Regions from separate parts of the Mus musculus genome. Here region 1 is linked to region 2. The links are chromatin loops, found by intact Hi-C in ENCODE. Cell type or tissue: left cerebral cortex. All regions are shown on one strand. Links, peaks and the distances in the headings refer to the core of each region. The heading gives the core; the rest is flanking DNA. Region 1 overlaps Aars (alanyl-tRNA synthetase). Region 2 overlaps Glg1 (golgi apparatus protein 1).

Region 1 (4,393 bases), core at 166-4,165, 140 kb after region 2:
TGTTTTGATTTCTTTTGGAGACAGGGTCATGGCAAGTAGCCCTTGATGGCTTGGAATTCTCTGTATAGAAGGATAACTTCCAACTCACAGAGATCCACCTGCCTCTGCATCCTACGTGTTGAGATTAAAATCACACAACACCATACATGGCTCCAATCACATATTCTTAGTTGCTTTTTGCTAAATTCTATTTTTCAATATTCAGGTCCTAGTTGTCTATTTGTATTTTGAAAACCAGCCCATTAGACTTTATAAAAGAACTAGCACACTGATTCTCCACCAGGGAATCACTGCTCCGGGTTCTAGTTTCAAAACTCGGGGGTTTCCTAGGCTGTTAGTGTTAACACTGGGACATTTCTGAACAAACTGGACAGTTGGTCACTCTGTATCTTAGACACAAACTTGGTAAATCTAATTCTGTCTCATATAATTATAGTAGTCTCTAGTTCAAATCCTCTCTCACACCCATCCACCCACCCACATACAGACACACACACACACACACACTTAAAGGACTTGAGCTGGGCACAGTGGCATGTGTGTTTAATCTTAAGCACTTGAGAGGCTAAGACAGGTGGATTTCTATGAGTTCAAGGCCAGCCTGGTCTAAATAGGAAGTTCTAAACCAGCCTAGGCTACATAGTAAGATTTGTCTCAAGGAAGCAAAACAAAACAAATAAACAAACAGCCTCACTATGTAGATTTTGGTATAAGATCTCTGCCAGGCAGGCCCATCTATTGCACATCTATTTGTTTATTTAGATTTTCTATGAGTGTGCAGGGATCAACAGCTACTATGACTGTGACTGTTTTAAGGTCAGCTTTCTTTTTTCTGCAACATGTTACCAACTAAGGGAAATTGGTTTAAGAGTAGCTGGAACCTCCCCATGATTAAAAAAAAAAAACAAAAACAAAACAGCTTTCTGTAACTATGTTTCAAAATAGTTACGGAGACCCCCAGCCAAGGGTGCCTATGAGTATAACCATGCAGCATGGCCCGCTGGGCACCTCGAGACTGATCTCTTGGAGCTCCCCAGATAGAAAGGCAGACAGCGTGGGAGCAGAAGGCTCAGCGTACCGTAGCTACCACTGGAGTCTGATTGGTAGTTATACTTTGGAGAATCATCTGTGGCCTCCAAACCCTTTGCCCGGAGCTCTTCAATAGCGTAAATGTCCAGCATGATGAGGTCTTCGTCCCCTGCTCCCTTGCCCTGTGACTTCAGCTGTCAAAACAGGAGAGAAAAAAAGCCTTAATTATGTCAGTCTAGATGAAGAGAGAACTGAGCCTTGGCAAAAACTGTGGCCAAGAAAAAACTAAGAATAATGTCTTTAATCTTTATACTCCTGGCATTTGGGGCTAGACCAGCCTTTGCTTTGGGGGCTGTCTTCTTTCATGCCAGGACACTGAGTGGCATCTTGAGGCTCTACCAATAAGATAACGGGAAACATCAGCCCCTAGTTGTGAAAACTAAAAATGCTTTAACACATTTGTAAACCATCCAGGAAAGATGCCTCCAGCCGTGCGTCACTGCTCTGGGAGTGGGGGAGACCTTAAAGGAAGGGAATCCAGTTGCCTGGTGCTGCCCTTCATCTCATTCCGCATATTCTTTCTTTCTTTCCTTTTTGTGGTTGGTGGTAAGAGAAATAGGGGTTGTTTCTTCTTCAGAAAGAGAAGTGGTCCCAAGGATGGGGTGAGAGAGTGAGAAGGGAAGACAGGTGCTTACGAGTCACTCCTCACACTCCTTACCTGGGCCAGTCTCCTCTCTTCCTCAAAGCCATTCATATCTACCACCAGGCCCTTCTCTTCAGCAATCAATCCAGTGAGGTCCACTGGGAATCCATAAGTATCATAGAGGAGCCAAGCGGTGTCACCTGTGCAGTACACACAAAGGAACTGTGTCAGAACGACATAGACAGACCCTTTCCTTCCCGCCAAGCCCTCCCAGGGCGCTGCTGAGAGGAACAGGTGTGAATGGAGGTAAGTAAGGCTTTTAGAACTGAAGGATAAAGGGTCTCCTGGTAAACTTCTGTTTCCTAATCTGAGCACTGTGAGTGAGTTCTTTAATCTTTCTCTGCAAACACTTCACTCCAATAAAGGGAAATAACCAGAACTAGAGAGATAGCTCAGAGGTTAGAGCACACTTGTCATTCTTGCAGAGGACCTGGGTATCCATTTTCTGGCTACTCACAAATACCTATCATTTCCCAGGGGTTCCAGCGCCCTCTCTTGTCCTCTGTGGGCATTACACTCACATGCCAAGACCCCACCCCCACCCCCCAATCAAAAAGAGGCAAAACATTTCGTGGAAAAAAAAAAAAAACCTTTAAAATTAATTTTCTCAGCTGATGAAAGACAATGTGGACTCCACATGTTACATTTATATGCAAAATATGCAGACATAAACACCTATTTGCAATTTTATGCAAACAGATTAAAAAATCCTGAAGCATTGATTACACACTAATTTTTTTTTTCTGTTGTTTCTTCTTGAGATAAGATTTTGTTATGTAGCCCAAAGGCTGGCCTTGACCTTGGGATCCTCCAGCCTTGGCAGCTACAGTGCTGAGATTACAGCAGACATCTTGCCAACTAATAGTTTACCTCTGAGAAACATATTTGGAAAAGGTTTTCAGTTCTGTATTGTTTGAAGTTTTACCACAGTAAATTCTTTTTTTTTTTTTTTTTTTAATTATATGTAAGTACACTGTAGCTGTTTTCAGATACCCCAGAAGAGGGCATCTGATCCCATTACAGATGGTTGTGAGCCACCATGTGGTTGCTGCGATCTGAACTCAGGACCTTCGGAAGAGCAGTCATTGCTCTTAACCCCTGAGCCACCTCTCCAGCCCCAGTAAATTCTCTTATAATTCATTTTGCTCCAAGTCTTACTTTACCAAAAGCGGTTTAGGTAAGGTACATTCAACCTTGGCAGAGAGGGGGAGAACTGGGCCTCACCTGGGATGGTTTTGCAGTCTCCTAAGCTCTGAATTTTTCGGTCCAGGATGCGCCGCCCTCGGCTGAGAGTCTTGAGAAACTGCACCTCTTCTTCATTAATGATGTCCTTCACCATCTCTGGGTCCTTCTTCAGCTCAGGAAATGCGTCTCCCTGACAGAAAAGGTTCAGTGTGAGCAGGCTATTCCGTGAAACACCCTCCTTCCTTTTTAAGATGGGGCTTCATTCTATATGCAGTCCTGGCTGGCCTGTAACTTACACAGTGCAGATCAGGCTGGCCTCAAACTCATCTGCCTCTGCCTCTCAAGTGTTGGGATCAAAAGTGCGCACCGCCATCCCTGGCCTCCACGGTCTCTCTCTTAAAATGTCCACTCACAGAACATTACCACCTACCATATCCCTCTTAGACTAGGGCTTCAGCACAGAAGAGAAAAGCAGAGACTTTTCTACGCACCAGGGATTGAACGACAACATCAACCAATGTAGCGAAGAAACCCCTGCTGGCATTCAGTTTCTCATGGGAATACCGAACAGCTCGGCGAAGGATCCGTCTCAGCACGTACCTGTGGGAGGCGGACCTTAGTGTTAGTTAGCTAGGAGACACCCCTAGCTGAGGGGCCCACGGGAGCTCCTTTAAAACATCAGCTTTTTGTTTTCTCTGCTTATGCAGAGAGTTTGTTTAGCTACCCAAGCCTGCCTAGTCAGGAATGCAGTTTCCTGGGCTGAGTCAGTACCTAGTCCTATTCTGCCAAGACCTAGCTGATGGTTTTAGTGCCAGCTCTACATCCTACTCAGTAAAAACTATTAAATAGTGTCGCCTTAAAATACATTAAAACGCCGTTAGCTGTTAAAAGGTGGGAGGGAAGGGGGTCTCTCCACTACACAAAAGACAACAACGAAACAGTAATCAAGTATGGCTTTGAGCTCCAGTCAGAACACTCATGCATGCTATCAGCCCAGACCCTGCCCACAGTGTGACCGACTCACCCCCGTCCTGTGTTGTCAGGCCGGCCGCCATCAGCCAGCGCCACAGTGATGGTCCGGGCGTGGTCAGCCAGAACCCGGTAGGCCATGTCGATTCCGTCTGCATCCTCAGCACCAACCTTCCCAGTATACGGCCGGGCGCCGGTGCCCTACAGGTGACCAGAGAGGGGGCCAATGAGACAGTCCTGCCCCTGCTGCCTCACACGAGAGGGTGAGGAGGTCTGGGAGAAGATGACTACCCTGCCATCCGCCACACGCCCTCGCCCTGGCAAATGGCATAGTGTGCCTTTACTCAGAGAGGGCACGCTGACAGTAATGGTGCAGGCAGACAGCAGCAAGTACTGTGGCATTCACCTATGACGTCAGTACTCAAAGTCCGCCCTGCAGACCCCGTAGAAGCGTCCATGTTCACAGCCTGATCAATACCTTCTGAATGGCTTCGAAGTAAGGCATGA
Region 2 (4,393 bases), core at 247-4,246:
GGGGAACCTTGGAATGAACTGCCAACAGGCGGTAAGGAAAAATATTTCTGCTGCCACTTGACTGTTTTCTTAGGATTACTATTGCTGTGATGAAACACCATAACCAAAACAGCTGGGAAGAAAGGGTTATTTTAAATGCTTGTTCTTTCACATCGTACTCCACCATCATTGAAGGAAGTCTAGGCAGGAACTCAAGCAGGAATCTGGATGCAGGAACTGATATGGAGGCCATAGAGGATTGCTGCTTACTGGCTTTGGCTTGCTCAGCTTACTTTTTTATAGAACCCAGGACCATCTGCCCAGAGGTGGCACCACCCACAGTGAACTGGGCACTCAATTGCTAATTAAGAAGATGCCCCTGAGCTGAGCCGGGTGTGGTGGCACATGCTTTTAATCCCAGCACTGAGTTCGAGGCCAGCCTGGTCTACAGAGTGAGTTCCAGGACAGCCAGGGCTACACAGAGAAGCCCTGTCTCAAAAAACCAAAAAAAAAAAACAAACAAAAAAAAAATTGCTGTGGAGCTAGGTAAAGGAAATCCATTGTTTTCCTGTTTCTAAAGAACTTGCCAGTTTGGATTACGAAAGACAGAATAAAGGCAAATCACTTTCTTCAAAATGAGAGGCTATTAGGAGAAGAGAACTTGCCTGTCTTAACAAGTTTGATTGAGTTGAAATTGAGAGTTGACATGAATGGAAAATTTCTGCCAGTTTACTTTTTTACGATATGCCACAAGTCTGAAGGATCATCCTCAGAATCAAGTGTCTTTATTGATTAAATCAGGGAAACTATAAGCAGAAAGATCTGTCTTTCACCAGCTCCAAACTTTACAAACAAGAATATAAAGATAGTCTTTTCCACAAACACTTAGCTTTCGTATTGCTATATAACATGAATGCAACCATGAGGTCAGTCCCCTACATCAGAAAAAGGACTTGCTTTTTCTGGGAGAAAATGAAGTGACTCTTGATCCTGTGTTTATGAGCAGCGCAGTCCTGCAGATCACAGTACAGAGTCAGCACAGTGCATGCAGAACATCGTCTCCTGCCTTTGACCATGTTTGTTATTTGTATGGGTTAAATCTCCTGCAGTTTAGCATACCAGGTGCAAGCCTCTACAACATAGCACTCTCTGCAATGACTTTCCCTTTTAAAGCAGGAAAGATACTTTAGTTTTATAACCTAAGTCACGCTTTAGGAAACCACAATTCATTTGTTACTTTGTTTTGGCTATTTTTATTAAACACTAAATACTACTTGAATTTTCTTTTCTTCTTCTCTCTCCTTTTTTTTAAAATGGTTTGAAGGCATTTATTGTAGAAAGGCAGCCACGTGGAGGGGGGAAGGAAAGGGGAGAAGGAGAGCAAGAGGTAAGAGACAAGGAGAGAGCAAGAGCTTAAGAGCAAATTTTATTTTCTAGTTAATCATGTAAAATCAAATTTGTACAGTTGGGCTGGAGAGATGGCTCAGCGGTTAAGAGCACTGACTGCTCTTCCAAAGGTCCTGAGTTCAAATCCCAGCAACCACATGGTGGCTCACAACCATCCCTAATGAGATCTGACGCCCTCTTCTGGGGTTTCTGAAGACAGCTGCAGTGTACTTAATAAATAAAGAAATAAATCTTTAAAAAATTTTTTTTTGTACAGTCTATAACAATTTTATAGTCTGAAATACAAGTTTACATGAGCTTTAGATATGGAGTCAGGTTTTGTTAACCATGACCCAAAGTAGATACTAACAGCAGTTACATTGTGCATGTCGGTGCTGGGATGGGAAGACCAGTGCAGCCTCTTCTCTCAAACAGCAGAATCAGCTGGAGGGCTGCTCTGGAGGCTGCAGTGAGACTGTGAGGATGAGTGTGCTGTGCTCCTCTGCAGTCCTGTTTGTTGGCAGTTGCCCCGGGTGCCCTTTGTGCCAGTGAATATGCCTGGCTGCAGTCCAGGATGAATCAGGAGACGGCCTCTGCTGTGTTTGCTTTTCATCCTTAATTCCATCTAGTAAGGTTGTGGAAGGAGGATAGGAAAAAAGGAATCTATCTATAGTAAGCTTACACCTATTGTAAAAATGTTCAGGAAAAAAATAGACTGGACTCAACTCTGTTTTGAGGCACATAGTTCACTATGAGGTTTTTGGAAAGTTAGCTTCGTTAAAAGAACTAGTGACTCAGCTTCAAAGATAAATAAGTTCCGCCTACACCACCCTTTGTGCCCAGAAGAAGAAAGTGCTTTCCAAACCCAGAGGGCAAGCACAAATAGTGAACTGTGTGGTTTTGACTGCATTAAGACTGCTTAGGAAGGAAGCACTTCATTTTTATTGTATGGATTCTATTTTTTAAAAGCCTTTTCTCACAAAAACTAAAGGCAATTTTTCCAGAAGGATAGAGTCGTCCTTTGTCTTCTATATTATCTAGCCTTAGTCAAACTGAAGAATATCTTTGAGCAATTTGGGTGGGTTTCTTTTTACTTTGAAAGTTTTATTCCTTGACACAACAGACTTCAACATCTGTCTCTAGATTAATTTAATGAACTGGTAATGGTTATCAGCAAGTGCTGAACTGTAAAGTATGTGGATAATTATTATCCTAATGAGTGTCCACTCCTCCAGATTTACCACAGTTACGACAGGGCTATGACTAGCCTATGCTTCTCACATCAAGGATGGCTGCATAATGCATTCTCCAGACCAAGTCTCTCCGGAGCTTTGCTCGGGGTTTTTTTGTTAATATCAGGGGCCAGAATGTATATACAATCATAACATCAGTTTATAGTCTATTTTTCCTTTTTTTTTTTTTTTTGTTTTTGTTTTTGTTTTTGTTTTGAGATAGGGTCTCTTTATGTAGCCCTGACTATCCTAGAACTTGCTATGTAGATCAAGCTAACCTCGAATTCACCGAGATCCAATTGCCTCTACCTCCCAAAGCCTCAGATTAAAGGGGTTCCTTCATCATTGCACCTGGCTCAGTTTGTATTCCAATTGCATATTTTCCTCACTCCCTACACTGAATTCTAGAATGGCAATAATTCCTTGAATTATTAGCCTACTAGATGCCATGGGATACTAGAAAAAAGATATTACTATCTTGATCTTGGTCATCCGGTGTCAAAATTTGCTCACAAAGTTATTTTTCTACCAGCAAGCTATAATATTCTTTAGCTTTTCCAAATTACCAACAATAATTTATAGAAATACTTTCTATCCCAGAATATTGACATTTTCCCTATATTTCTCTCTTAATGATTTTTTTCTAGGATAATAGAATTGGGATCTTTATTTTATCTAAAATCTGTATGTATGTAAAGGGGCCAGAGCTTTGTTATGAACCATTGTGGGATCCCAGGTCAGATGTGTACAGATCAGAAAAGGCTCCAAGAAAGGGTAAACCAGTGACACAGAGCATGTCTAAACGTGTTTGTTTGTTTGTTTATTTGTTAAAACGGGGTTTCTCTGTGTGGCTCAGGCTGTCCCAAAACTCACTCTGTAGACCAGGCTAACCTGGAACTCAGTGATTCAACAGCCTTGCCTCCTGAGTGCTGGGATTAAAGGCACATTCCCCTCCTCTTCCCCCCCACCCATGCCCCCACCTCCCGTGCTGAAGTATCTAATTCTTAAGGATGGAGAAAAAAAAAAGAAAAGAAATTAAAACAGTAAGGGTTGTAATTTCTATTTTTCTTTCTCTATTTAAGATTCCCACTCCACAGCCCCATCTGCTACCCATCTGTGGTAATAGTGATCTTCTATCTATAAAATGCTTTGCAGTTGACCTTACTTTGTTTCATGTGGTATCAACATCTGTCTGTCTATCCGTTCTCGGATACAATATCACTGTGTAGCTGTCTTGGAACTCTAAACCAGGCTGGCCTTGAACTCACCTGTCTCTACGTCCTGAGTGCTGTGATTAAAGACATACATCACCACACTTGGCCATTTCTTAAAATCTGTAATTGAAAGAACTAAAATTTGGAGCTGGAGAGATGGTTCTGGGGTTAAAATTCGTACTGGTGGCTCTACCAGAGAGTCTGAGTTGAGTTCCCAGCATTCTCATATAACTAAAAACATCTGTAGCTCCAGTCCCAAGGAACCTGATGCCTTCTGCTGGCCTCCACAGGCACTGTATGTGCACAGGTTAGACAGACATACATGTGGGCAAAACACTTGTACACATAAAATAAAAATAAAAATAAAAAAGAGGGAGGGAGTAAAAAACTCAGTGGCACATGAGACTGTCCAACTCTCACAGCTCAGGTAGCACAGAACAGACCAGGACTTGCACTTGGTCTTCTGATCCATAGTCTCTTCAGTCCTCCACTCTGAGGCCCCTGTTTCCTGCCTTTATCTCCAGTAAGGGATGGGCCAAGTGCAAGTAGATGGGAAGAGTGCACTTTTATTCTTAGGTATTT

The links. Peaks named below come from ENCODE experiments on the same cell type or tissue, not always from the same donor. Only the 100,000 strongest peaks of a DNase experiment are listed, where the experiment ranks them.
Region 1: a loop joins it to region 2, with 4 times the contacts of the local background. A loop is called at or near these places in 1 of 42 quality-filtered maps.

What each region holds. Positions count from the first base shown.
Region 1 is chr8:111,042,357-111,046,749 of GRCm38, reverse strand. It overlaps Aars (alanyl-tRNA synthetase), which reads right to left. Exons shown (of 21, transcript NM_146217.4): 6 at 4,365-4,393; 7 at 3,942-4,087; 8 at 3,409-3,517; 9 at 2,957-3,107; 10 at 1,748-1,872; 11 at 1,079-1,223. Among named protein-coding and RNA genes, the nearest start is that of Aars, 11 kb to the right of the region's middle. In left cerebral cortex, for the core only: a CTCF peak has its summit at 2,206 (motif pointing left); no DNase peak of the experiment used is centred there.
Region 2 is chr8:111,183,352-111,187,744 of GRCm38, reverse strand. It overlaps Glg1 (golgi apparatus protein 1), which reads left to right. Exons shown (of 26, transcript NM_009149.3): 8 at 1-31. Among named protein-coding and RNA genes, the nearest start is that of 9430091E24Rik, 40 kb to the right of the region's middle. In left cerebral cortex, for the core only: no CTCF peak of the experiment used is centred there; DNase peaks (open chromatin) are centred at 1,925 and 2,151.